2 separate regions of the Mus musculus genome follow, and region 1 is linked to region 2. Evidence: chromatin loops called from intact Hi-C (ENCODE). Cell type or tissue: heart. All regions are shown on one strand. Links, peaks and the distances in the headings refer to the core of each region. The heading gives the core; the rest is flanking DNA.

Region 1 (15,117 bases), core at 4,981-7,480, 290 kb before region 2:
GGTCAGCCTAGCCCCATGCCCAGAAGAGGAGCCGCGCCCACCCGAGCCCTGGTGTTGTGGTCCTCCCTGCTGGGGCTGCACCCTGGCTGCTTATGGGCCGCTGCTGCCACCTGTCGGTTGCCTGTCTAGAGCAGCGCTCTCAAGGAGGCCCTGGCCCTGCAAGAAGACTTTACTTGTAGAAGCTTCCTGAAGAAGGAGACATCTTCCTGTCCTATCCAGGTCACTAGTGCTGCCCCTGCAAACTGGACTTGCAGATGTATGTGTTATGCCTAGCTTCTCCTGGGTTCCTTCCAGAGGCGTACCCCTCGCCCTTCTTAGCCCAGATCGATCCCTAAAGACCACACACCTGGCTCCCAGGTACCTCATAGCCACCAGGACCTACAAATCTGGGCAAGCTAGAAGCTAGCCCTTAGCTGAGACATCCTGGGGGCACAAAGAAATACAGGCAAAGGTCGTTTAAACCCAGATGCAAATGTCAGAATTCCCCAGAGCAGAAACCAAGAAGCTATTAATTAATAAACTAATTAATACTATCACAAGTTCCCCCAGGTATCCCCAACAGTAAGGCAGCTTGGAGACCCACAAGAGCAGTAGATCTAAATGACCTTTTTGACTCAAATACACGACTGTTCATCGTGTGTCTTATCTTCTGCGGTCTTCACAACAGCCTATAAAAAAATAAATATTAACCCTGCTTAATAGACAAGGAGCCAGACTTACGGAAATGCTAGGCACTGGAGGCTGTGCAACTGAAGTGGGCGGGGCCAGGAACAGAGCTTTACATATGCATGTTTATAACCCCAGTGCTGGGAAGGAGAGATAGGTGGCGCCGAGGCTCACACATATACACACACACCTGAGTCTATGGGGGAAAAAAAAAAAAAAAACAGACAGCAGCCTCTGCCCTTGGGATAAGAAAGATTTTCACCAACTTGCCCAGCAGCCTCTTTGGGTCTCCTACCTAGTTAAGCCTACTCTAAAGTCTGTATCCTAAAGACTGTGTAGCCACTAGAAGAAAAGAATACATGCAAACTGGAAGGGATGGTTTCGTTTCATTCTTAGTCACAGCTACTTTGGAATGGGGTGTGTGGCTAGTGAATCCTGCAGAGCTTCTCGGACCCTGGAAGTAAGTTAGACACTGGCTGCCTCCTTGGTTCCCATATTGACGTTCCAGGTTTCTAGCGCAGGCGCGCTGCTCTCTCTTTCTGTGGATGCAACGAAACCATAGGCTTCATGCCCTTGCGGCCGTGTTTTATCCACAAATTCCTTCTTCCTTACATTGCTCTCGTCTGGTGTTTAGTGAGAAAAGTGACCAGTACGCTGGCTTTCAGCAACCCCTGAAAAGTCAGCATCAAAAGTTATCAACTGAGTTTGAAAACTCAGGTATCAAAAGGAGCATGGATTCTGCCGCCGCGACCATACAGCGTCCTAAGCTGGTGAGTCATTTGCATAGAGTCATCTTAGGCCTTCGACTTTTCTGTGGGACTGTCTAAACATGTGACTCCTTAGCATCCAACACAGCTGTGGGGTCACCGCAGGTCCCCAAACCCTCAGCTCCAGGTTTGGGAACAGCTTGGCGCTACCCTTACATGTGGTCTCACCTCTCCCCACGCACCCCAGCTCTGCTGCAAAGACCTTCTCTCTTCCTCTGAACTGGCCAGGCCTCCTCCCACCACAATATATTTTGTCCTGTTGGTTTCTTTGCCCCGGTGGCACTTCTCCAGGTTTTAGCAGGCTTAAGCGCTTAGTCTTGGAATCCCCATTCCAGTACAACCACCCTACCCATCCGGAAGCCCACTAGGCCCCATACCCAAACACTCTCCTCAGATCAGCCTGCCCTTGCATCCCCTCAATGTCTGCAATGAGCCTGCTTCTTTTTCAGCTTTCTTCTTTTCTGTCTCCCTGAGACAATGTGCGCTTTATGAAAGCCAAGACTCGTCCACAGAACGGAGGCCAGCACTCCGCCATGATACAGTGATTGTTCTGTGAGTGAACACAGTCACCCTACACAGCTCAGACAGGTAAAAGATATGAAGACTGTTCATCGTGTGTCTTATCTTCTGCGGTCTTCACAACAGCCTTTAAAAAAAATAAATATTAACCCTGCTTAATAGACAAGGAGCCAGAAATGCTAGGCACTGGGGGCTGTGCAGCTGAAGTGGGCGGGGCCAGGAACAGAGCTTTACATATGCATGTTTATAACCCCAGTGCTGGGAAGGAGAGATAGGCGGACCCTGAGGCTCACTAGCCAACCAGGCTAGCCTGCTCTGAGAGTCCCAGGCCAGTGAGAGACCCTGATGGATACACATGAGGAATGGCACCTGAGCTTCACACACACACACACACACACAGGGCATGCAGTCACAAAAGGACAATATTTTAAACAAGAGCAGTGCTTCCCAGTACCTGGGAGTGATAGCCACTGGTAAAATTGGGAAATGGGCTAATAGCCATTGTCCTTAGGTTGGCATCTATCTCCTAACACCCTAGCCCCTCCTCTGGAGAGCAGCATGGGGATACCCAGGGAAGGCCTAGCCCTGCTGGTTCCCCTGTAAGTAGCTGGTACCGTGGAGGCCTCTGGCTGCCACATCTTCTGGCCTGAACCATGTTTCCCTTTATACTTAATAACAAGTGTGACTAGCGTGGCTGCTTTAACTGCTGTGCTCCTGTTGATTGACAGGCAGGAGGCTGGCAGACACAGCTGCAGGCAGAGACTTGGCAGGCACCAACCATGTGCCCTCTGCTGTGTTGGATGCCAAGGAGTCACATGTTTAGACAGTCCCTCAGTAGGACAGGGATTATCAGGGACCTCCTCTGCAGGCCCCAGGGGATTAGGATTGCCTTGGCCCTGAGAAGAGCTGCAAAGGAGAGACACAAACCAGGGTCCCAGTAGATGAATAAAGTTTGGGACACTCACACAAAACAAAGGTTTTCAATGGGGGAACTGGGGGTGTGACTCATTGGTAGCATGGTCCAACTTGTCTAGCATCCATGAGGCACTGGGTTTGATTCCCAGCAACACATAGAACAGGCGTAATAGTGCACACTTGTAACCAGCACTTAGGAGATACAGGATCAGGTTCAAGGCCAGCCGAGGCTACTTAGTGAATTCAAGGCCACCCTGGTTACATGAGTGCATTTGAAAGACAGACAGAAGGAAGAAAGGGAGAGGGAAGGAAGGAGAGAGAGAATATTTAAAATATCCTACATATAACTGGACCCCGGAACTTGTCTAGCTGCAGTATAATGACCAGTGTAGAGGTCTGTCTCTCTGGTGAGGCTGTGAGCTGCTCACATGACCTAACAGGTGGTCGGCAGACATGATCAGCTGGGTTTTGGCCTCTGTGTGGAAGACATTTTCATAAAACCCCAGACCTTAGAGGTCATCTCATACAACACACAGGGAACCTGCATCCAGAGATCACTACTGTGAGGAAAGGTAGCCCAGGAGAACACAAAGACTAAAGCCACAAAGACCTAGGAAAAGCCAGCCCCCTGCCTGCAGGCCTCCATCACTCTGAGGCTCTTAGCCTGTGTCACCAACCACTTGGAACAAACTGTTCATAACTCAGCTTCCTCATTCTTTACCCCAGGTCGGAGGACAAGCCTCACCTCGGCTCTGCATCAGGTCATGGTGACCACCTCCTCCACACACTGCCACAAACCCAGCCTTTTGTATGGCACAAAGAGCTTGCTGGGGAGCTCTTAATATGGGGCTGAGGAGCAAGCGAAAGGAAGCGCTTGGAAACAGAGGAGATGGCCCTTGTTTTGCCTGCTGCAGAGACCTGGCACTAGGAAGCCTTAGTAGCAGGCCTTAATCACCAGCCTCTGCCGCGGTCCCTTGTTTCTTCAGAAGCAGGAAACACGTAGGGCCTTATGAGGCTACCTGAGCCAGGCATGAGAGAGCAAGGCTATGTAGCTCAGGGGAGTGGCAGACCGACTCCACCACTGCCTGCGGAGGACTGGCTGCTTCCTTACAGGTGAACTCAGAGTGGGAGAAAATGTTTCAGGAATTCAGGATGAGCAAATGTCTGCATGCACAGAGACCATGGAAAGAAAAGAAAGAGATTTGGCAGAGGAAGATAGAGCCAAGCGCTTTATCTTGAAAGAGATAGAAGACAGCGAGAGATGGAAGTTAAGAACTTAATGAACTTGGGCGAAGGGAATAGATAGGTTTCTATAATCAATTAGAGTTGCCAAGGCATGTGAGGCCATGAGGATTTTGAAAGGTTACTAGAATGCCCTAGACTTCATCACTAACAACTGCAAACCCTTTGCTTTCATCCCCCAAACTTTGGTCACCTGAGACCTAAATCCACAACCCCCAACCACTCAGTTGTCAGCAGTCCGAGATTTTGTAATCTTATCTAAATAAAAGTTAAAATGAAGGCCCAAACCCTCTGAGGTTCCTCTTCCCATGTAGACGCCAGTGAAATCTCTCCACAAAACCACCAACCCTCTGCTCCATCATCCACACTTCACCATCTGCCTCTGCCTCTCAGCTCACCAGCAGCTACTTTGCCACAGTGAGGCTATCTTTCCATAGCCCACCCTTGCACAAGCTGGCCCTTCTCTCCCGACTCTAGACTCGCCTTTCTCTTAAAGCCTGCCCAACCCACCTCCCACAGCTCCCCGGAGACATTGTTGTTTCTGGAGAGTGAACTTCCTTTGAGTCATCTGGTCGACACCTCTGCTTCATACACAGGGGCTACTCAGTATGCTTTCCGCAGGAAGGGTGGGGTGGCTTGGTGGGTATTAGGTCAATTGGTGGGGAGATCTGACGCTAACATGTCCTGAAGTGTAAGGAGTGGGAAAGGTGGAGAGACCAGTCTTCTGGGGACATCCGGAGCTCAGAAGCAGCCGACGCTACCAGAAGCACTGGCAAGGGCAGGAGACAGGGCAAGAAGAAACTCAAAGGGACCTGCAGAGATCACTTGCCTGGGTCAGGATCAGTGCAAAGACTTGGGACTCCTGCTTCTGGATCTCAGGTCTGAGGCACAGGCTCTATGAGCATCTCTGTTCCTTTACCCTTTCCAGTCCCTTCCTCACTTCCCAAGCTGCTGTGAAAGGGGACTGTGGCAAAGAATTTGCCTTTGTTCTAAAAAGTCTACCCACAGCTAAACTGAAGGCTTTTGGACTAATAACGTTGGTGGAAATTTCAAGACAGCCTAGTATTAATTAGGTCACGTGGTTATTAGTAAACAGCCTTATATCTTAGAAAGCCTTATCTATAAGAAAGGGAGTAAGCTGGACAAAGAGAAATACACAATGTGCAATCTGAGGAGAAAGGTGGGCATCGGGGAATGTAATGGATCTAACCCAGTGCTCCGAGAAATGGAAGGTTTAAAAAGAAGCCAGAGGCTGTTTGCAGAAAGCAATGGGAATGCAACTGGTGCCAAGGAGAGACAAGCAGGAAGCGCTAGAAATGGAAGCCTCCCGAAGGGAAAACCTTGCTGGAGTTTATGGGGAATGCGCTAATTGACACATATGTAACAGTGTTCAAATTCTGGCTTAGGAGAACTATGGGGGGGGGGGGCGCATGAGCGCGCTCACGCTCTCACCGGGCACCACGCAGAATCACTCATCAAAAAGTGATTGTCAAGAAGCTGGATGGTGGGCTCTGCATCCGTAGTTCTCCAGGCCACAGCTCAGCACATGCCTGGAGCTGTAAAGAAAGCTTACAGTTGCACAAGAATGGGCCGTGGGTGGAGAACGTACCCATGAGGATGTGCCGGTGACGACCATCAGTTTCCGCTAAGCCAATGACTGTCAACTGTTGCTGGGGTAAGAGCATATCAGCTTCTCTAATGGCCACGGAGGGATGACTCGGTGGGAAGGAGTTAAGAGGGAAAGGAAGGGGTTCCCAGGGCATAATGAGGGTGAATATACTCACAATGCATTGTATATGTGTATGAAACTATCAAGAAAGAGAAAAGGGAAGGCCTGGTGGAGTTAGGAGAGAGGAAGAAAGAGTCTTGTTATACACCCAGTCAGCCACTAGAGGGCGATGCTTCCTCGTGAAACATTTCACCAGCTCAAGGGCATACAAGGATAAGAAAAACCACATTCCATGCACGCAAAATATGCTTTCTTGGGCGTGGATGGATTCCACAGCATATTACCTATAAAATTTTCTCCTTATCTTGTACTTCTGTAATGGTAATGTGATACCTCAGCGAGACGGCATCTTAGAACCAGTTTTACTGCCATCCTAATCTCAGGCATCAGATAAACACTTCGGAGGCCATGGGCTGTGATGAAACGTAGCACAAAGTAAAGAAACGGAAAAGCAAATTCTGCCTACATTAGGCTCCACCAAATCTGGAATCTTAGAACACTGAGGCATAATCTCAAAAAGTGTTAAGGTTTCATTATGTGTGTGTGTGTGTGTGTGTGTGTGTGTGTGTGTGTGTAGGTATGCACATGCCATAGCACGAATGTGGAGATCAGAAGACAACCTTGGGGAGTCACTGCTTTCCACCCTGTGACAGCAGGGTCTCTCTCATTTCTGCTGCTGTGCAGACCACTGGCTTCCGGCTGGTTCTCTTGTCTCTGCTTCCATCTCAAAGGAGTCCTAGCTCCACGCCACCACATCGGGCTCTTTATGTGGATTCCTAGGGTCAGACTCAGGTTGTCAGGCGTTGGGGCCAGCACTTTTACCCTCTGAGCCACCTCCTAGGCCCACTGAGCCACCTCCCAGGCACCATTAAGAATCTTATTCTGTGTTTTCATTTCAGTGACAATCTAAGACCTTTTATTTTTAACACTCAGGGTCAAGCAGATATCTACCTTCAAATGCAATCTAGTTCCTGAGTCTGAGACAATCCTGCTGTGCACCCCAGTGAGCAATGACAGTCACCTCCTGAGCCTTGAGAACAATGGTTCACGTAGAGGAGGCCCCCAAGCCAGCATGACTGTCTAGACGCCAGCATGGCAAACTATAAAGGGGTACCAATCCCATAAAGTGAATATCTCTGCCTGAGGCTTATTGGGTTTAGTTTTGTTTTTGCCTTTAGATTAATGAGGCTTATTTTAAAGCTATATTCATGTCTTTTGGAGTAGATGTGGCCTTGTTAGAGAAAGTGTGTCATAGGGCTGGGCTTTGGGGTTTTAAAAGCTAAAGCCAGGCCCAGTGTCTCTCTCTCTTCCTGCTGCCTTTGGATCCAATGTAGAACTCTCAGCCACCATGGTTTCTGCCATGAGGAAAAGGACTGAGCCTCAGAAACTGTAAGCCAGCCCCAGTGAAATGGTTTCCTTTGTAAGAGTTGCTGTGTGCCTGGTGTCTCTTCACAGCAACAGAACACTGACTAAGACAAAGAGTAAAATATAAGCAAAAAAAAAACAAAACAAAACAAAACCACGTTTAAAGAGTAATGGAGAATGGGGGTGACAAGGTCTTGGAGCTGAAGAACAACAAAAGACTAAAGAGATGCAAACCTAGCCACAGTGGCAGCTGTGTGAAAGAGCAGGTGTGATGTCTATTATTTAGAAAACAAGAGACAGGAAGACAAGGAGGAGGAGAACAAAGGCCAGGCCATAATTTTGTTGGGTAATGTAGGTATTAAGGAAAATTAGACCCCACCTGCATTCAAAAGTTGTTATAATTAATGAAGACCATAGAACAAGATTAGAATCAAATAAAGTCAAATTTTGATTCTTTCAGTTTCTCCTCACCACATAGATTGATTTCTAAACTAATTCTAAATTCATCCTAATCTTGCCACCACAAATTATATTCTAATGTAGTGGCGTTTGTTTGTTTGTTTGTTTGTTTGTTTGTTTGTTTGTTTGTTTATTGTGTGCATACACATAATGTGTATGTGGGCACGAATGTCATTGTGTGCGTGTGTGTCTGTATGTGTGTGTGTCTGTGCATCTGTGTGTGTATGTGTGTGTCTTTGTATGTGTCTCTGTGTGTGTGTGTCTCTGTGTGTGTGTGTCTCTGTGTGTGTGTGTGTCTCTGTGTGTGTCTCTGTGTGTGTGTGTGTGTGTGTGTGTGTGTGTGTGTGTGTGTGTAGTTGGCTCTGTTTTGCCCTCTTCCTATGAGTTCAGGGGATGTAACTCTTGTTGCCAGGCTTACCCAGCATACACCTTCACCCACTGAGCTGTCACCTCATCCCCAACACAGTAGTTTTCTGGAGCTAAAATATAAGTACATTAATGTAGTGATTTTAAATAAGATTAAGAATTTTTGGTGAAAAATGGACTTCACTGGTTTTTTTTCCCTACTTAAATGGCTTAAGATATTGACTTTCCAATTTTTGAAAGAAACAGACTTTTTTTTCTGTCTTTAAGTTCTCTGCTGATTTTTGCAGGCTCCTCTGGGTTCTATAATTATTATGAAACAATGTGATATTATGAAACAATGCGATGCAAATAACACAGATATTTCACCAGACCGCTCAACTTGAATGTGAATCAATTGTTAGCTACTGACTCAGTACAATTCATGGGGAAAGAACAGAAAGCCCTACTGCGTGAGCCTAGTTGACCCCAAAGAGACCCTATGAGTAACTTATGTTTCTCATGATCACAAAATTTCATTGCAGGAGGTTGAGAGAGTGGGCCTAGGGATCCCGGGGTGGACCAGGCAGGGCGCCCCACACAAGTGCTGAACCTGAGTGTGAACACACAGAGTGTGAACACACACACAGACACACAGCAGCGATGGTTCTGCTGCCCGTGCAGGAAACAGCTCAGCGCACACAGCCATGAATGTGCTCAGGAGCATGAAGGTCTCCAAGTACAAGTTCATGTAAGGAGCCGAAGAGGGGAAATGTAGCTTAGAGTCACGGTCTGCCAACAATTTTGCTCATTAATTTCCTCAAAGATTTTTAAGGAGGAAGGGCATGTTCTTACATTTTAAGTCACTATCTGAAATCTTTCCAAATTTGATTACTTACAAGAATTTATATGCCATTAGGAGTCCCATTTTGTATACCACCCCCTCCAAAAACAATGTAAAAGTGAATGTAATTTCTGTAGAATTCATGTTTTGAAATAAACTGTTCTGTTCTAAGTGCCCAGTGAATTCTAAACACCAAAGGCCCTGACATCCACAAAATAAAGTCTGAAGAAATTCCTCCTAAACAGAGAACTTATTTTCCTTCCCCCCTCCCCCATTAACCCTCACTTCCACTTCCTGGAACCCCTCCTCCCATAGATTTGTATCTTGGGTTTTTTTAATACTTATTTTCCTTTTAAGTATGTGTACGTGTCTGTGTCTGTGTCAGTGTCTGTGTGGGGACAGTGCACATGAGTACAGGTTCCCTAGGAGACCAGAAGCACTGGGTCCTCTGGAGCTAAAGTTACTGGGGATTGCAGCTACCCAGCATGGTTGCCGAGAGCCAAACTCAGGACCTCTGGAAGAATAGTACATATTCTTAACCATTGAGCCATTTCTCTAGCCCCCATATCTTGGGTTTTAAGCACATTATAAGTATGAATTTCTACAACAAAAAGCTATCAGTCTTACCTTTAATTTCCTGTGTCCCTGGGCTGTATTAACTTTCTTCTCAGACTGAGAGATTATTACATTACCTCGGAACTGACACAATGAACAGCTGTTGGGATTTAATAACCGTTACACAGAAATGCAATGGATTGTAAACACCACGAGATGTTTAGCTTCCTCGAAGCTTAGGGCTCTCCTTAGCATATACTCTTAAATAGGTGCTGTAGATGCCAGACTGGGGGAAGCTGCAACATTACTGTGTCCCTGTCTTCTCTAACATAGGCACTAAGGGATGGTGTTCATATAAACACAGAATATTAATTCAAAGAAAGCTCAGATTTTCTAACTCCTTTAATGAATGCCAAAAAAAAAAAAAAAAAAGATGATGAAAGGCACCTGGATGTTACACAAAGAGTAAGAACTTCAATTTCCCAGGGCCTGTTGGCAGGTCATGAGAGCCATTCATTTTCTCAGCAGAAAAGACACCAAGGTCAGGAAGTTCTCTGAGTCTGGGACAATGTACCAATAAGGTCAGGGATAAATGAGCTCATATAGTTTTAGTTCAAAGATAGACAAAGGATTCTGTGAAAGGGGGAAGGAGGACTCGCAGAAAGCTGTTAGACTCTGGGAAGCTGTTAGACATCCATACACATCAGTGAAGAAGGAAATGAGAAATCTTTCCACGTCTCACAGTGGGGTGACCCCTAGAACCTGTCGTTAAGTGAAGATTAGGAATGAACATGCAATAGGACATGGAATATTAGAATTCTCCTCAGTGGGGATTACTTATATACATACATACGTAGAGCATCTGAGGTACACCGTGCTTAGTACCAAGGAGAAAATGGCACAAGCCAAAATAGAGAAATGGTTTAGATACTATACCAAGGGCATGATCTGACTCATAAGAGGAAACTGATACACTGGACTCCAAAACATCTAAATTTTAGTTATTTATGACAACACTATCAAGGGAATGGGGGAAAGATAGGCCATGGAATGCAAAGCCATGTGTTCAAGTGACACATCTGATAACGGACAGTTCTCAAACATGTAACAGGAGATGACAGACCAGCAGTTGCCTCCTGTGATGTGAATGAACGGATAGAGATAAATACGAGACCCTAGAGGAGACTGGAAGAGCATCACAAATCAGAGATAGGACTGCTAAAGAGTAGAGACAGTGGGCAGCCCACAGAGAAGCAAGCAGCGCTCAGCTCCCCCAGGCAGCGCGCAATGCCCTGTGCCAGCTCCAACTGTAGGGTGGGGAGTGGAGTCTAATCCACGGGGTTAGCCAGACAGCCCTGGTAGGAAGAGAGTGACTGACCCACTAACAGGTCATGTGGGCAGGGGCGAGGGGTTCATTTAATCATATCGTATGTCCCAGAGAGCTGTGGCCCTGTCTTGAGAAGGAACACATAAGAAACAATTTCAAGTCAAGAGCTTGAAGTCACCCGCCACAGTCCCTGGGCGGGAGACAGCTACACAAGGCAGTCCTGGACGAGGGGTGAAGCTGGAGCGCCTGGAGGCTCCAGCGTCGGACAGGTCCTTGCTCAGTGGCCCCCACCAGTTTGTGGAGGAGCGGAATTACTGCCACCAGATTGACTATGGGAGCCAGGGGGTCAGTGAGGCGTGTGAACTCCTTGGCAAGTCGTCAAATGGCTTCCATCCCAGGACCGAGAACTCCTGCAATGCAATCCAAACAGGCACTCCTGCAAGTACAAGCCGCGCTGTCCACCAAGGCTAAGGGAGAACCAGGAAGAGACCAGCCCCAAAGTCCAATTGCCGGGCAATATCTGCAGGGGAGGGGAGAAGGCTGACAGACCGCTGTTGTAGATAAAGAAGCTCCATTTTATGCTAGGCATCCATCTTGGTACCTACCAGCCATTTGTCCCTGATAAGGAAAATAAGTTCCCAGTAACCCCGACTGAGCAGCGACCCCCCCCCCACCCAAAAATGTACAGCTGGGAATACCTATTTGTTATGATGACTAATTGTTTTCTTTTGTTTTTTTCTTCTGTAACTTGCTTATGCAGAGGCCCAAAGTTTTTTTTTGTTGTTGTTGTTGTTTTTGTTTTTTTTAGTTTCCTTAATTACTTAACTCGAGAGAATAGAATAGCTTTTGCTGGCTTGCATAGATACTGAAGATCTTCGTGTGGTTTTCTTCCTTAAAAGCCCTTCCCCACACCCCTTCTGCATGGCAATCTCAAATTTGACTCAGATTGTTCGTCCTGCTAGCAGCTAATCAATAAATCTTTTAATTAGAATTGGATGGAGTCTGTGGTCTTTTCCCTGGAGTCACAAACTCTATAACAACCACAATCACCTTTTAGCTAAAATCCGAAGAAAAGGATGAGTTGAGGAGCTTTAAAACACACACACACACACACACACACACACACACACACACACATATAGTATACCCATGGAATACAAAAATCCTATCTTTAGAGAATCCCACAAACTATCCAATGGAACTTTGTGACTGAAGAAGGAAAATTCAATAAGTCAAAATAAACATTGATGCTTCCAAGTAATAACAGCAGCTCTCAGGTTTAAAACACATGTGTAATTAAAATGTGTGTCAGCAAGGCTAAAATAGTAGGAGGTAAATTGACTTTAAAACAATATACTGTCTACAAGGGGGAGTGGCTGGAAAGGTGGCTCAGGGGTTAAGAGCACTGGCTCCTCTTCCAGAAGACCCAGGTTTAATTCCCAGCACCCACATGGCAGCTCAAAATTGTCTGTAACTGCAGTCCCAGGTAACCCAACACCTTCCGGTTTCTGCAGGCCCAGACATGCATGTGACGCACAGAAATACAAGCGCAGAGGGCCAGCAAGATGTTTCAGCGAGCAGAGTATATGCCTTACAAACACGAGCACCTGAGTTCAGTCCTCCAAAACCCACATCAAAACCGGACGTGGTGGTGCACAGTGTTATGCTAACACTGGGGAGGCAGAGACAGGCAGGGCTCTGGAGCTCACCAGGCAGCTCAGCCTCCTCAGCACGATGGAGGCCAATAAGAACCCTCGTCTCAAAATGAGGTGGACAGTGTCTCTGGGGAGCAATGCCCAAGCCATTCTTCTTATCTCTACATACACACACACACACACACACGTGCATATGCACCCCCCACACATACACGTGCACACACAGACAGAAAAATTAAAAAGGAACATTATAGAATACTTGCCTCAAACTAACATTAGATGTAATACTAACTCTCGACTGGCCAATGGCATGCTCAGAGATCTCCCACGTGAAGATTTCCCTAACCCCTAAGTTGTCATGTCCTGCACTATGCGCTGGCCGCACTGGAATACATATACTCTATACTGGATTACAGTATTACTTGTCTTGATCTCTGTGGTGTGTTAATCAAAGGGGTGTTATGAGTATAGAAAGTCCACAGTAACATTGCACAAAGTTCCCAACAGCATCTACTTTATAATACTTCTTAGACAAATGGGGCTAGTGGGGGGTTGGGGGAACCAATCTTTCCTCCTCGAGACACCAGGCAGGTCAACCAGTGTTATACTGTCAGCATCATTAAAAATCATCCACTGTTAATCCCTTTATGTTCTCATTGTGAGCCCTCCTTCTGATGTCCATTGGCCTGTAAGTAAGGAAAGACGTTTGGGTGTAAGGTAGTGTGATTCCCTAATTGACAGCTGTTGGACTCTCCCTAGCTGCCCCACGCCCTTGAGCAAAACAAGTAGATTTCAAACAGACAGCAAGACTACCACGGCCATTTTGAACACCCTGCTGAGCCCTAAGGAAGGGTATATGTCCATCACAGCTGCTAGCTCTGCCTCCTGAACGTGTGGCTCCACGCAGGATGGATTTAAGCCACTTGCACTGAATTTTTTAGCTGTCACAAGGTTTAGTGAACTTTAAATGATAGAAACATTTCCACCTAGACCAGAGAAAGCCCCAGGACCCAACAAGGGAACGCTATGGTTGATGCTAAAGGGCATGATTGGTGCAAATACAACAGTCATTTTCATGTGGAGTGTGCTGTGATTGGTACAAACTCCCTCTCCCTCTCTCCCTCTCTCCCTCTATTTCTCCCTCTCTGCCTTTCTCCCTCTCCCTCCCTCTCTCCTTCTCCCTCCCTCTCTCCTTCTCCCTCCCTCTCTCCTTCTCCCTCCCCCCTCTCTCTCCCCCTCTCTCTCTCCCACTCTTCCTCTCTCTCCTCCCTCTCTCTCCCTCCCTCTACCCCCCCTCTCTCTCTCTTGCTATACCAGCAGGCTTCTCAGCTCACTCGGTCAGTTACCTACTAGACCCTCTCTGTGCAGCCTCCCCCAGTGTTGCAATATCAGACCACAAAATGCTTCTCTTGAGTGATCAGTTCTTGGACTGAGCTAGAACCACAAAGGAAGAAGCGGCAGATGGCAGAGCCGGAGGAGTGGCAGCAGCCATGACAGCTGGGTGACAGACAGAATAAGAGGCAACGGTGGTGGAGGGGCAGCTTAGCTCAGAGCCGGAGCTAAGCAGCTGTCAGACTGGTCTGCAAAAGCAAAAAGAGGTAGCCGGCCACTTGACAGCCAAGCAAGGGGTGGCTAGAGAGTTCCGGACAAAGCAGGAATAAGGTGACGACAGAAGTAGAAAGGTCAGTGAACTGAGGCTAGGGAAGAATGGAAAGATGTAAAGACCCAGGGAGGAAAAGCTTCAGACTCTGGTCACTGGAAGAGTGTAAACCAGAAAGCTGTAAAACATTTAGGTCTGGGTCTCAGACACCCTAATCCTGGGAACCAGCTGTAGCACTGCCGTAACACAGCCGTAACCAGGCCTGCCAAGAAGCTGAAACAGGCAGGCACTCACTCGGGAATCTCCACTCCCTGGGCTCACACAACAGGTGCAACACTTGAGAAACTAAGGGTTTTAGTAGCCTAGGCTCTCTACCATTTCAGCCAAGGATCTCAATGTGCAGAGCATTCACGAGAGTCTGACACTAGAGGGCGCCACCAGCTGCTTCTGCTGCTCCTGCCTACAGCTCAGTACTGCAGCGCCACACTGCGGAATAGATAGATACACTGGGCTCCCAGGCCAACATGGAAGAGCCTCTCTTCGCCCACCCACAACATCCGGCTGACCAAAGGACTCCAGCCAGCTGATCGGTAACACTTGCAGTGACTATGCACTGGCCGCGCTGTGCCATACCTGTCACATAACCTGTGGTTGTATACATTGTTACTGCACATCAGCCTTCTCGAAATTTTCTCTGAGAGCCACATTTTTGCAAGTTATAAAATTACCTTTCAAGCCATGTGTAATATAAGATCAAAGTCTTCGCATCAAATTTCTCTAAAATGTTATGGTCCACAGGTCGCAAGTTCCCTTATCTATAGCAGTTAGAGTAAGGATATAGGCAATTCTGAGTAATTCTGTAGCTGACCTCAATAGTATTTACGTTATTTAGTTGTAACAACGTTTTAATAACTATTTCAACAAAACATGAAAGACCAAAGCCTCTTCAAGGGTAAGCCAAGGAAGAGATTATACTCGAGTGCATCTCTGCCTATTGAATACCCAGGCTCACATAGCAAAAGCTGTGGGAGGGGCAGCGAGGTGTCCCACTGGGAAAAGTGCCTGCCGTGCAAAGCTCGTGATGTGAGTCTGATCCCCAGAACCCACATAAAGGTGGAAGGAAATGACTGGC
Region 2 (15,117 bases), core at 7,278-9,777:
TTAAGAAGAGAATGGGTTTAGGATGTAGCTCAGTGATCAAGCCCCTAGTCATACTGCAAGGTCCTAGTTTCAGTCACCCCTGCACACAGGGCTGTTTATATTATCTGACTAAAAACTGATTCTAAAAACACAAGGGCTGTTGTAAAGGGTGGAGGAGTGGAGTACTGGTAAAACACCTTGGTAGCATCCCCAAGGCCCCCACCACACACACACACACACACACACACACACACACACACACACAATCTGAAATTTAAGAAACCCATAGAGAAGGGAAAGGTGAACTGAGGGAAAAGGCAGGAAGCCATGACCAATAGCTTATGCCTTTGCGGCTGCAGGCCTAAAGCAACCAAAGGATGACTGAGGAGCAAACAAGAGTAGCCTGAGTCACAAAAGAAGCAAATGGAAGAGGTAACAGAATTCTGAGAGAAACTTTTGAAGAGAAAACAGAGCCTGCTTGGGTCAATCCTGGCCCACCTTTCCTGTCAGGTTGCAGCTCCCCACCACAGTTCTCACAGAAGGGAATCACACTAATATTAGCTCCTGAAACTGGGCCTGAGGCCCAGGTTGGTCCTCTCAGCCAACCTTGTCCTCCTCAGTGGTGGAGAAATCTAATGTGCATGATTCAGGAAATTCGCACGTGGATGTGCAGGATTCAGGAAATTCACCCCTCATGTGGACCACCCACAGTCTCCTACCCTCTTTCAAACTTTCTACCAATGCCACGCCACCGCACCCCTCCCGTGACTCATCCGCTTAGCGCCTGAAATAGAGCTCTGCCGCATCTGTTCAGGGCTTCCCTCTAGGATGTCCCTGGAGAGTCCCTGGGAGGCGTGGGGACCACCTTTTCGGCAAGAAGATGCCTTCTGAGTCCGTAGTCCTGCCTGCCCTTCCCACCTCGGGAAGGTACTCAATCCCTCCAGTTTAGAGGAGGCCCACCGCCTTTCTGATGTCCTCGGGTTGATGCATCTGCACCACACCTACCTCCTTGACTCTACCACCCAGGCTCTTAAATGGGCTCCCCGGGAGGATGCCCCTCACCGCCCCCCAGGATTCCCTTCGGGAGATTAGGCGGGAGGCGCGGGGTGACCGGGAGCTGGGGGTGGGAGGAGCAGGGCAGTTACCTCATTGAAGCCCTCTTGCAGGACGTCCAGTAAGTTCCCGCGGGTCAAGCAGGCTAGCATTGTTCCTGCCGCGGGGCTTCCCGGGTGGGGTCACGCCACCGTCTCTTCCCTCTGTACACAAAGGCGATCAGCTCAGCTCCCTGGGAGCTCTCTGGAGTCCCGCATGCCACTTACTGGAAACCTAGACCCGAGCCAAACTAGCGGCTTGCACTGGGCATGCTCGCGCGCGGGCTGCAGCCGGAGGGGCCCGGCGCTGTGCTGGTTCCTATAGAAACAGCAGGGCGCGCGCTGCGCACAGGCAAGAGGCGCTAGCAGGCAGCCCCGGGTCTCCAGGGAGTGCGGGGAAGCCGTGGGCGCGCACGCAGGCTCCGCACGGGTGCTCGCAACGAGCATTCACACACGCGTGAGCACACACACACATCCGCGCTGACACAAGCGGGCTTGCCAGCCTGAGCATATGCCTGCAATCACTACACTGCACGTTTGGAGGCGGGCGTCCCCGAGCGTGTGCACGCACATACACGCACATACACACACACACACACACACACACGCACACGCACACGCACACGCACGTACACACACACACACACACACACGTATGTAGTCACTTTGCTCATTTAAGGCTGCAAGCACCTCATCACAAGGTGGGTGGGGAAAGGAGTGAGTCACAGGATTACCCCACCCACCCCTTACTCCATTCTCCAGACTAACAGCAACCTTTTTCCACGCAGGGCTTGAGAGTGAGACAACCAGCAACCTTTTCCCACTCGGGGTTGGAGAATGAAGCAATTTAAATAAGAGGAAATAGAATGACAAGAAATAACAATAAAAAGGGGCCAGAGGAGAGAGGCTGGGGCTGGGGCTCTGTAAGTAACTGTAGACTATAAGTAACTGAACAGCGCTAAACAAATCATACCATCATAATAGAAACGTCAGAGGCACACCAAGGATCTTCTATCTTTTTTACAAAATAAATGCTAAGGGGTAAGATTGGGCACGATGGCTCAGGGGATAAAGGCTCTTGTAAAAGCTTGACACCTGAGTTCAATCCTGGAGCCATGCAAAGGTGGAAAGGGAGAACTCACATCTCTCGGGCACAGGCACACATTACGCTCACCCCCCCCACACACACACTAATTAATTGGTTTTATAATAAAATAATTTCTAAGAGCCAGCATGGGGGTATACACCTATCATATGCATGCACATACACGCGCGCGTGCGCGCGCGCGCACACACACACACACACACACACACACACCAGATCAACACTCTAGAGGTTCTAAGTCCAAAGCTAGCCTGGTCTATATAGCAAGTTCCAGGTCAGCCACATATAGTTCCAGACCATATAGATGAGACCTGCTCTTGAAAGAAAGAAGGAAAGAAAGGAACACATACTTTATAAGTGAGTTTTAAAATAAAGCACCAAGAATGCCCTTGTACATTGTCAGGTAAAAGCATCCACCCTTGGGTGTAACAGAGCCTCTTTCTCGTGTGGCCTGGCTGAGGTCACAGCTCTGATGTTTATTTTTAAGAACACTAGTCATTTGCATGCTTGGACTAAGTGATCTTAAAAAAGAAAGAAAGAATGAGAGAAAGAAAGTCCATTTTACATTCCATCTTGTGATCCTAGACAAAAGGGAGAAATTACAGTGTTAAGACCCAGAGGAGATCAGAGCCTTGTCCAAGGACACAGCTGGTCAGGGACACGCAACTCAATAATCAAGGAATTACAAACCATTTTCTAGCCATCCTGTATCTCCCTCAGACTCCATTAGGACCTCAGCAAGAAAAGTCTATAATGAGCCTACTAAATCATATTTAACCCAATGGCCTCCTCCTCGGGTCACTAGGGGATAAGAAAACCCTTACTTGGGGCAGCCTGACTAGATATCTAAAGCTGCTAAACACAAAGTTCTTCTGGGGAAGAAAAAACAAACAAAGTGCCTTTGACCACAAGAAGCAGGAAGCTGAGTGTCAGCCTGCCCTGAGCTGGTCGCTCAGCTGGTTAAATCCTGACTGTTCCACTCAGGCTGAAGCCAGAGGAAAGCAGTAATACCAAGTGAAACCGATCCTGAGCGCTCTGCAAGTCAGAGACCTCTCTGTCCTCCACCAGCTAGCCAGGGTGGTTCACCAAGACTCTCTACTGTTCCTTCAGTCCAAGGCAAAATACCACCAGGAGACTCACTAACCCATGTTTAAGACAATGGGGCCCTTTATGAGCAGACTTGCAATGGCATAGAATTGCACATGGCACATCTACATACCTAATGATGAAAAACCAAAATGTTCAGTTTATATAAGTCAGTTTGGGCATCAGAGGGAGGCCTACAGACAGTCATCCATGCCAAGAAATCACGGTTTCTCAAAACTCCAGTCTTTGATGGGAACAACGCCTGGGAGCTCAGTGCTTTGGAGAGAAGACTTACAAAGCAACCGATTTGCTTATCATTTTGGTCTTTTGAGGCAGGGCCGTGGGTAGCCCTGGCTGGTCTCCAGCTGCCTAAAAAGCCAAAGATGACCTTGAACTCCTAGTCCTCGTGTTTCTGCCTCCCAAGTGCTGGGATTACAGACACGTAGTACCATGCCTAGATATAATCGATGTATTTGTGTGTCTGTGCTATGTGTGTGAAGGTCCCCTTTGGAGATCAGACACCAGAAGAGGATGTTGAGTACCCCGGGGTACAGGATGTTGAGAGCAACCCAGTGTGGGGTGATGCAAACCAAATTCGGGTCCTCTGGAAGAGCAGTGAGTGCACTTAACTACTGTGCCATCTCTCCAGTCCCCATACTGAATTTCAAATCTTCAAAATAGAGATCTCATTTGGCCCATTACCTTATTTCATGCAGGGAAGAGACAACATCAGGAGAGGTGCTCACGGTCACTCAGTAAATCATTACAGTGGCTGAGATCTAAATAAAGCCCTTGGAGGCCTGAGCTCATGTCCTTTTCAATAACCCTCCACGCATGCTAGAGGGCATCAGGGTGCTCGACAAATGACTTGTTTTAAGGCATATGACAAAATAAATAAATAAATACATAAATTGTATAGTTCCTAAGTGACTTGTTTTAAGGCATATGGCTAAATAAATAAATAAATAAATAGTATAGTTCCTGAAAACCTAGGGAAGTAGTTTCTATTATAACTTTCTAAGATGGAAATATGCTGTCCAAAATAGTGGTTTCTAGCCACATGGGCTACTGAATGCTTGAAATATAGCTAAGGCAACTAGGCAACTAAAATTCATGTAAATATAGATGACATAATTTCAAAATATTCTGTTTCAGACTATTGAGACGTCTCTTCAAACTATAATAGCTCAAATACAGTGTGTATCTTTTTTTTAAAGATTTGTTTGTTTGTTTGTTTGTTTGTTTGTTTATTATGAGTACACTGTAGCTGTCCTCAGACACTCCAGAAGAGGGAGTCAGATCTTGTTATGGATGGTTGTGAGCCACCATGTGGTTGCTGGGATTTGAACTCCTGACCTTCAGAAGAGCAGTCGGGTACTCTTACCCATTGAACCATCTCACCACAGCGTGTATCTTATGATTAGAAACAGCACAACATTTCTGTTGGTCCATATAACGTAAAATTGCTCATAAACTATGTCTCAGAGGAACATGAACATATTCTGTTCCAGGCTCCCTACTCCATGCTACTGCAATGTCAGTAAAGAGCTGGGACAGTAAGTGGGTCAGATTGGAAGTGGGTTAGAACAGTGACTGGGGCGATAATCCATACAGTGCAGTGCCTGTATATGGGATAGCCACAAAGCACTCTGGGAGCTGCACCCCCTTCCTTCCACTGCAGCAGGCCTGGGCGGAGGCAAGGACTAACTGCAGCAAACTGCTTTCCACAGGTTCCTGCTTCTCTCAGAGTCTGCGTCTGCTGGACCTCAGTCAGTCCTGCATCAATCTTACCAGCAATGGCAAGTACTTCCACAGACTAAAAGCCACTCAAATCTCTAATGGAATAGCAAAATTGATCTCATTTCACTATGTCCCATGTCCTATAGGAATCAATAATATGTATACGTGTGATGGTCACAATTACAGTGAGCAGTTGATATTTACATATGAAGAGAGGTTAGGGGGTAAAGATTTTTGCTCCTGACCTAATTACTAAGTGGTGAAGCCAGGAACTGAACCTATGGCTACAGGTGCCAAGGAAGCACTCTGGCACTGAGCTCAACCCAGCAAAGTATTTTAATCTGATGCTTGCAACACAGAAGGTACTAACCCAGTGTTCCTAGATGAATGAATGAATGAATGAATGAATGAATGAATGGATGGATGAATGAACCAGTGAAAGAAACATTAGAAAAATGTATTCAAACCATCTATTAATAAATGTAATAACATGTTTGCATAATTAAGACATTAAGCCTTAAACAAAGCTGTCATTTGGTGAAAACACTGCCTGTGACTTCTCTCTGTGTAAAACTAAAATGTGTGAGATTCACACCTATGAAAAATTTAACATAGTCACTACAGCTGTCATTCATGATGAAAAGAAGCAGAAAGGCAGCTTACATAAACCAATGTTTAAAACTGACAATGAGACAATCAATGACCCTCTGAAATCATTTCTTAATCTTCCTTTTATTTCCTCATACCATCTGGGATCTTTAAGGGCCTCATGCTTACAATTTCTTTCACATTTACATTCAGAGACAGCAGCAGCGGCAGCACACACACACACACACACACACACACACACACACACACAGGCTTGTACCCAACAGCCAAGATAGCAAACATGTCCTAGCTTCTAAACTGGGTTTATGTATGTGTGTATGTATTTACTTATTACAGTGCTGGGGGCCGAGAACCCAGGGCTAGGTAAACCCTCCACCCCTGCACTTCAAGTGGCTAAACTGCTCTTTTGTCTCCAGATTCTCACTTGCCAGTCTATATTCATTCCAACCACTCTCAGACAATAGATTCGTCTTGCTACCCCAGGGCCCGTTGTCTTTGCACACTTCTTTTCTGCAGCACATCAAATAGAAATTCTTTGTGTCTGGCTCAGAGGGCTTCCCCTGGGATTGCCTCTGTTTAGGCTAGAAAGCTCCCTGATCACCAAGGCTCATTCTCACCTCTGAGTTTTCACACTGACTCTCCACTGGCTTTGAGTGTCCCACATTCTACTCTCCTGCTCCCCACATCGTTAGCTCACCTCCTCCAACCTTTGTCTCTCTGTGAAACTTCTTTGACCACACTTTTTGGTTTCGTTTGTTGGTTTGTTGTTTTGTTTTGTCTTTTGCCTCTTTTCCTCTTCCCTTTATTCTTTTAGTGTTGAAAATGAGTCAGGGCCTTTGTGCGTGTTAACTGAGCATGCCACCACTGCCCTCTGTGACCTCTTGTAACCACTCTTGATTAGAGTCTGTCTTACTCATCTTCACACCTCCCTGGCTTGTCCCTGCTCAAATGTTTCTCCTGGTCCTTCTCTTACTGCTCTATTTTAAATGACAATACCACCTCACACCCACACTCCTAGGTGTCTCTCCTGATGTGTTTTTATTTTTCCCAGCAGCCTTCGCCATCACCATGGCGATTCCCCATTCACTTGTCCTTTCCTTGTGGGGCAGTGGGTGGGTACTTACATATGTATGTAGGCACTCATGTGCTGGTGTGCTCACACAAGTAGAGGCCAGAGGTCAGGGTCAGGCACCATCACCTTGTTTTTTGAGACAAGGGCTTTCACTGGTACTTGGGAGTCAGCAATTAGGCTAAGCTGGCTGAGGAGCCAGCTCCTGGAGGCTCCCTGTCTCTGCCTCTTGATTATAAGAGGACACTACTACACTGGCATCTTCACAGGGGTCCTGGGATTGAACTTAGCTCCTAGAGCTTGCTTTACTGAGCTATCTCCCCAGCTCTCTTCCCGCCCCCCCCACTCTCCCCCCTTCAAGGATAACCTTATCCTGGCTATCCTCCTGCCTTAGCCTCCCAGGTGCTGCATCTGAAGGCATCGACCACCACATCTCGCTTACTGTTCATTTATCATTAGCGTCTCCTGCTCATAAGTAAACTTGTACAGGACTTCTGTATGTTTTGCTTATTCCAGAACTAAAAAGACTTAGAGTCTGGCACATTGTAGATGCTAAATACAAAACTGGCTGAATTTCTCAATCCTTTTCTTTTGAAAATGAAAAGGTCATTGTGACTGGGTGGGAACCTCGGTGGTTTAAAGCGTGGTATTACTCTTGCAGAAGACTGAGGTTAGGTTCCCAGCACCCACATGGTGACTCACAAGCATCCATAACTCCAGCCCATGGGATCTGACATCCTTTCTGACTTCCATGGACACCAAGCACTCATGCTGTGCACATACATACAGATAAAAAAAATACTGAAATACATAATACAAAATAAACTTTCCAAAGATTCAAAGATCAAACTAGGCATGGTGGCACATGCCTGCAATTTTAGCACTGGGAGGTAGCTGCAGGAGGATCCAGAGTTTAGTATGATCTTTGTATATAGGGTGAGTTCTAGGACAGCCTAGGTTATATAGAACTGTCTCCAAAAAAAAAAAGATAATAAAATAAAACAAAACTCAAAGGTCCAAGCCAGGCCTAATAGCACCAGCCTATACTCTCAGCTCCTTGGGAAACTGAGGAGGTTCACATATTCAAGGTCTCAGTAGGTTACAGAGGGTTCAAGGTTAGCCTGGCAATTTAATAAGACCACACTTCAAAACAGTGAATTAAAGGGCTGATGATGTAGCCCAGTGGTAAAGTGTTTGCTAGGTATGTATGAGAACCTATTCAATTTCTGTCACTGGAAAAAACAAACAAACAAACAAACAAACAAACAAACCCAGATAAATGCAAAGGTCTAGAACCTTCAGTGCTCTATCAGTTAGTTCTTAATCACGGTGAGCCTAAGGCTATGGGTCTTTCCCTGTCTCTTACTGTATTCTCGAGACAAGTATAACTTATGGTAGCCTCTTGTCATTTCTTTTCACTTATCCATGCACTCTTTTGTTAAACAAATGTTGGCTCCTTATTCTATGTTTATGTACCAGGCACTATTCCTTTAGCAAAATCTTGAAGAATGAAAGATCCACTCATATATACAGGTCATATACTGAGGTAAGAAACCAGGGTTGAGGGCAGAATAGACAACCCGAGAACACAACATCAGATGAAAGGAACAGAGAACACAGGGTGGATGTGACAGCCAGAAACGGGCAGAAGAAAAAATAGGAGAGAGTGGTGAGAGACTTGGGTAGAATGTTGCCAAAGTAACCATCAGACAGCAGGGCTCGGTATAAATCATGCCCGAGCAGATTCGCCAAAGCAAACGATTCAGAAATGCGTTCTACAATTTTTTTTTTCCTAAATCGAGGGTCAGGTTGTCTGCCAAACATCCATCATTGACAACTGGACCAAGACAGCGACATCTGGTGGATGTTGTGGAAGTGGCTCAAGTCTCTCAACTAGGAAAACACTGCTCCCATGCTTCTCTGCCTGGCCCATCACCACCGGCCTCACTGTTACTAATTACACTGGTAAAACCTAGCCTTTCATTAGGGCTCAGCATCCTCACGTCTTGGAATCCATATTCTGATGTTCAGCTGCCCTCTGAAGGATGTGCGCAAGCTCTGAAATCACCATTCTTCCTTATTCTGTAGCATGCTCATACCTGGATAAATGGAGCCAATTTACTTTGCATTCAAGCAACAAGAACCACTTTTGCATTGATAAATAATCCAAAACGTGCTCTTCCTCCAAGGACGTGGCTGTGAGCACTAGGCTTTCTTTTCGACCCCACTGACATCAGGGCAGTAGGAACAAGACACAACTAATCACTGAGTGTATTGCCACATTGATCCAATTAGAATAAGTTACGTTTAACTTTTTCTTCCTGTGGAGAAGGGTTCTATAGCCTGAAAATGTTTCCTTTTTTACTCTGTTTGAAATATCTGGTCTGGAGACCAGATATAGCTCAATGGTTAAGAGCGCTGCCATTGCAGGGAATCAAGAGTTCCATTTGACTTCCAACTCTCTCTCTCTTTGACTTCCAACTCTCTCTCTCTCTTTCTCTCTCTCTCTCTCTCTCTCTCTCTCTCTCTCTCTCACACACACACACACACACAGAGAGATAAATAAAATGTTAAAACCAAAGTCCTTCATTAAAACACTATCAAATGACTCTATTATAATGTTATTTAATATGCAAGATGTATTATTATACATAATAAAATTTTGGTTTAAGGGAAAAATAAAATACCAATCTATAATTTAAAAAGTTCTTATCTTTTTAAAACAGTCTTACATTGGCTTATTTTCTTCTTTAAATATATGGATGCTTTGCCTGTTCACTACATGTGTTCCTGGTCCCATAGAGATCAGAAGAGGGCATCAGATCTCTTGGAACTAGATTTAAAGGCATCTGTGAGTGCTGGTTATCAAACCCAGGTCTTTTGCAAAAGTAGTCAGCGCTCTTAACTGCGGAGCGATCTCTCTGGTCCCCAGGTTGCTTATTTTCAATGTGATTGGTGGAGAGATTCAAAACTTCAATGAACAGGGACTGATCAACAGTCAAGATGATTATAGCAAATCTGGCCATGGTAGTGCATACTTTTTTTTTTTCCCACAGACTTCATTGGTTCTACAATGATCAGCAAAGACAATGTTAAATATCACTCCAGGGGCATCAATGTAGATGTGAAAAGCACCCTTGGAAAGTGGTAGTGCATACTTGTAATCCCAGATCTTCAAAGGCTGAGGCAGGAGATTTGCCTCACTGTGAGCTATACAGTGATTTTAGTGCCAGACTAGGATACATAACAAAACTCTTCCTCAAAAGGCCAACCAAGTAGGGGCTGGAGAGATGGCTCAGCAGTTAAGAACCCTGGCTGGGGGCTGGAGAGATGGCTCAGTGGGTAAGAGCACCCAACTGCTCTTCCAGCGAAGGTCCTGAGTTCAAATCCCAGCAACCACATGGTGGCTCACAACCATCCTTAATGAGATCTGACTCCCTCTTCTGGAGTGTCTGAAGACAGCTACAGTGTACTTACATATAATAAAAATAAAATAAATTAAAAAAAAAAGAACCCTGGCTGATCTTCCAGAAGACCCAGGGTTGATTAGTAGCACCTATATGCCTGCTCTCAGCTGTCTGTAACTTCAGTTCCAAGGGACTGAACATCCTCCTCTAGCCTCTGTCAGCCCCAGGCATGTGGTGCACAGACATACATAGAGGCAAAACACTCATATACAAAAAAATAAAATAATAATAAGACTCAAAGACAAATATACATATCATGAAGTTAACAATATCAAAGTTTGCATATAATGGGATTTCACAGAAAACATTTGCATAAATGAACAGACTAGGATAATGACTAGAATATTCACAGTTTGCTTCTGGATAGGAGACTTATAGGGTAGGGGTTCTTTTGGGGACAGGATTTCTCTGTGTAACGCTGGCTGTCCTTGAACTCATTCTGTAGCCCAGGTTGGCTTCAAACTCAGAGATCTGCTCCCAAATGCTGGAATTAAAGGTATCCATCACCACCGTACTACCCAGCTAGTTCTTAAGTTTTTAATCATAATTTGCTATGTTTCTCAAATGCTTTGTAATTAACATTATTTTTGAACAAACTATTGAGATCTTTTAAATAATTCATATATACTGATTAGAGTTTCCCAATCTCTCTCTGGTTTTATTAATTCCAAATATATATATATAATGAATTGATGCTCTAGAAATGAGGTAGAATTTCTACAAGAACGAGGAGCAAGAAAGGAAGGCAATAATGTCTTGTTCTAGGCTCTACACAGAATAGCACAGGCATTCCTGTAAGGTCACCACCACACTCCTGACAATACACAGGCACTTACAGAGGGCGCTCCAGGCATAGAGGAGTTACAGACTCTCATAACCACTTGAGTCCCCATCTTCAGATTCCCTAGAAGATCCAATTCAGGGCCACCTTAAGATAGGAAAAGGAGATCTGTGAAAATACATAGTCGGAGAAAATTCAAAAGCTAAATTAACTTAGGAGGAGTCAGTGCGCTCCCTTTAATCTATTAACTTAAGTCATCTTAAAGTGTCAGATTTAGAACCCTGATGAGCAGCTAAGATATTGTAATGGCAAGAGAGAGAGTCATCTCAGCTGCATACTTTTTCCTTTTATTTGTCTGTGTGTAGGGGGTAGAGGCAGGTGGTTGGTGACCGTGGAGGTCAGAAGATGGGATGGATCTCCTGGAGCTGGAGTTACTGGACGTCGTGAGCTAACTCAGGTCCTTCGGAAGAGCAGTAACCACTCTTATAGCTGAGCCACCTCTCTAGTTCTTCAGGGACACTTTAAAACAACTTTAACTTAGGTTTTCACAGAGATAAGAAGGATGCTTTCCTGACTCCACTTTCCACCACCTCCCCCGACATACAGTCTTTCCCACATACATGTCCAAAACCAACCAACCAACAAACAAACAAAAAAAACAAACCATGGGATTTATTCAGATAACCAGAAGAAATACCAGATTATCTGCACCAGACACATTTTTCACTCTTCAGAAACTTCTTAAACTCATTTTTATTTTTACCCTCAGGAACGTTTAACTCCCGACAGGAAGCATGAACTTTGAAACAGGGTGTGGGGGGTTGAGAAAGGGTCCCATGTAACCCAGGCTGGCCTCCAATTTTCTATGTAATAGCGAATGACTTTGAACCCCAGATCATCCTGTCGCCACGTTCTAAGTGGTAAGATCACAGGTACACACACCACACCTGGCTCAGCATTTAAAATTCTACAGCAGAATTTGTCTACAGAATTTTATGTTAACATAGTGTTGCCTATGGCATTTTATTTGACCCTCATGGTTAAGAACCCTTGAAAAGGGTTATTTTGTTTACCCCCTAACTAACACATAGAAAATAAGCCATGGAGTTGCCCTACCAATTTGCAGCGAGGGTAGTCTTCCACCCCACCTCTTCTAAACCCTCTTGCACTAACTAGGTCGGTGTCAGAGAAAAGGCCTAGCAATTGCAGTAAAGGTGGCGGTGGTGGTACGACGACGACAACGACAACGACTATTGAATTTTATGCGATACTACAACCGTTGCAAATTTGCATTGATTCTCTGTAAGGTTGATAATAGCAACACTAATGTGCGGTGTGAGTGTGTGCGTGTGTGTGTGTGTGTGTGTGTGTGTGTTGCAATTCCCTTGTCAGTACTCTACTCATCTTCAGGGAATCACCCTCTTATTGAACCAAAAAGTATATTTGGGGAGAATGGCAGGACGGGTTAAGCAAAGGGAATGAGTTACAGCTCATCTCTAAGCTCTAACGTCTTAAGCAAGAACTGCACACTAAGACTCTACAGGGTTCAGAGAGAGCTTAGACCGAAAAATTTTTCCCTTCGCACCCTCGTTTCTGCTGCACGTCCCTACTTCCGATCTGGAGGCTCAACAGGTGGTAATGACATTTCTCAGCTACTCACCACTTTTCGGCACCTACCTCATAAACTATCGGCCCGTTTGGTTCAGCATCTTTCCGGCTAGCCGGCACTTTTACGGAGCTGCGCGTTCTTGCTGCCATGGCGACCCGGAGGCCTGCGTCGCTCGGGCCTGCCTTTCTTGGACAAGAGCCAGCCCTAGCAAGCCTTGGCTCCGCTCCTGCCCTCCAGGCCCCGCCTCCAGCCGACCTAGAACCCGCCCCTACCACTCTGGACCCGCCTTCCAGCCTCCAGACCAGAACTCCCTACCAGCCGCCAGCCCCGCTTCTCCTTGTTCCCACCCTGCTCATTTAGTCCCGCCTACTCCCCGTCTTCAACCAATGGGAGCTTGCCGTCTGTTCACAAATCCATACCCCAGCCTTTGACCTTCAATAGTGTGGGCTGGGACACCTTATAAAATTCAGCTCCAGGAACAATCAATCACCAGCCTGTTCTACATACTATTTATTAATTGATTCGAAAGGTTCTTCAGACGAGAGCTAACAGTCCTGCCAGGAGACTTTCTCCAGGATGTGGTCTCGTGGCTGTTAATGTCGACAAATTGAAGTCTTTGAGGCTCAACAGTTGGAGTCCCATCTCTGTGATAAGGTCTGGAGCCTTTGACCTAGCTATTAGGTTGGTTGTCCACAGTAGCTCCGAGGCTGTGTGCAAAGGCTCAGAAAATTTCCGAAGAGCGTTTCTCTTCGGTTTTGGGGTATAGGTGTAAAAACGGAATATAATTATCTAGCACAGTGGTCACATCTGTAACCCCAGCACTGGTAGTAAGAGGCTGGGATAGATCATAATTTCAAGGCCATCTTCAGCTATGTAGCAAGTTCCAGGCCAGCCTGGGCTACATGAGATCCTGTTCCTCAAAAAACAAAACAACCAAGACATAACCAAATAACGACAAAAAGCCCTAAGAAAATCAAATATCATTAAATAACTCCTATCAGAAACAGCCAAAGTGCATAGAGGGTTCTTGCTGCATTTGAGAATGCAAATAATGTTAGGGGTCAAAGGTCAACCTTTTTTTTTCACATAAATATTTTTTTGGAACTCAGTCCACCCATAGTTAACCTTACCACAACAGTGGCAAACCAAAAGATTCATAGTGGAAAGAGTAGGGAGACCCATAATTCCAGATGCTCTGGTGTCCTTTAAGATTAAAACATGGCCATTGTCCTTGTTCTCGAGAACAGTAGGTTATTCCCACAGGATGGTAAAATCGTAGAAATCGGAACGTCTTCCCGAGGGCTCACACCAGGGTTCCGTTGTTGCTGTCATACTGAGGTGTGGCCTGGGGGAAGCGAAGGGTGGCGTACTCTGTAGCAGATTCTGAATGCAGGCATTTCACTGTGTGGAGAGAGTGTGGCCGAATTTGCCTGAGCACATGAATGTCCGCATAATGCAAGTCACTCTCCTCCGACGTGGAGTTTGAAGTTTTCTTCTGAGATGCAGGCGGGTACAACACTTGCTCATACGTGGGTGCTGTTGTCTCATAGTCCTGGGAGAAATCAGCAGAATTAAGGGAGGTTCCCATGCAGGGCCTTTTACACTGAGGTCCCCTTGCTGTGTTCCTCTGGGAAGCCAGGTAACAAACACAACATGAGTCTCTCTCTCTCTCTCTCTCTCTCTCTCTCTCTCTCTCTCTCTCTCTGTGTGTGTGTGTGTGTGTGTGTGTGTGTGTACACCTTGGAGGAGGGTCCCTGCACTCCATCTTGTTAGAAACAGGCTCTTTCTTGTTGTTTGCTGCTGCACGAGCCAGGCTAGAAACCGTCCAGTGATTTCCGGCTGTTTCCCATCTCCCAGTAGGGATGTGCTGGGATCACAGAAGCTTCTGTTACTGCCTCCGGCTTTTAAGTGGCTTCTGGAGATCTGAACTCTGATAGTCAAGCTTGCGCAGCGGGGACTTTACCTTCTGAGCCATCTCCCCCGCCTGACAGAGCAATTTCTACAGATGGTTGTGACGAATCTGTCTCAGGGTGAGAGAGCTGAGCACTGGGAACCAACATCTGAGTGGGCCTAGGAGGGGACAGAGGCCGACCATTACCTTTGTGCCATTCTGCCACAGCTGTTGCTGCTTCAGGATGCTCAATGTGGGTCTTGGGTGGCTCCCTGTGGGGGAAGAAAGCTAGCTTTAAACTCAGTCTCTTTCCCGTTTCTACCGAGACTGCCCTCTTCAAATGTCTACTCGCCTATTGGCGTGGGAGTCTAGCAGATCTCTCTGGCTGAGCTCCTACTTGTCTCACATCTGTTAATCTACTCCCAAACTCCTCAGGATACCCTATCTTCCATCCTCCTTGCTCATCAGCCCTCAAACATAGTTCCATGAATATGCAATGACAACTCATCCTGTGCTAGGCTCTGGGCCATGCTCTGGGAGATAAAGATGAGTAAGCTATTTCCTCTGCCTTGGGAAATCTACCATGTACCTGGGAAGTCATATGAGGTGACAAAATACTACAAAAATGTAGTACGTGCTGAGTTATACCAGTGGGCCACTTTCAACCAAGCCATTTCTCTCCCAAGTGTT

What was found. Peaks named below come from ENCODE experiments on the same cell type or tissue, not always from the same donor. Only the 100,000 strongest peaks of a DNase experiment are listed, where the experiment ranks them.
Region 1: a loop joins it to region 2, with 3 times the contacts of the local background. A loop is called at or near these places in 2 of 42 quality-filtered maps.

The regions. Positions count from the first base shown.
Region 1 is chr9:50,438,174-50,453,290 of GRCm38, forward strand. No RefSeq gene overlaps it. Among named protein-coding and RNA genes, the nearest start is that of Gm32462, 40 kb to the right of the region's middle. In heart, for the core only: a CTCF peak has its summit at 6,011 (motif pointing right); no DNase peak of the experiment used is centred there; H3K27ac peaks cover 817 bases.
Region 2 is chr9:50,726,662-50,741,778 of GRCm38, forward strand. It overlaps Dixdc1 (DIX domain containing 1), which reads right to left and starts at 1,323. Exons shown (of 20, transcript NM_001374656.1): 1 at 1,125-1,323. The coding sequence starts at 1,184. 2310030G06Rik (RIKEN cDNA 2310030G06 gene) reads right to left here. Exons shown (of 4, transcript NM_025865.3): 3 at 14,635-14,699; 4 at 13,030-14,088. The coding sequence ends at 13,840. In heart, for the core only: a CTCF peak has its summit at 8,547 (motif pointing left); a DNase peak (open chromatin) is centred at 8,583.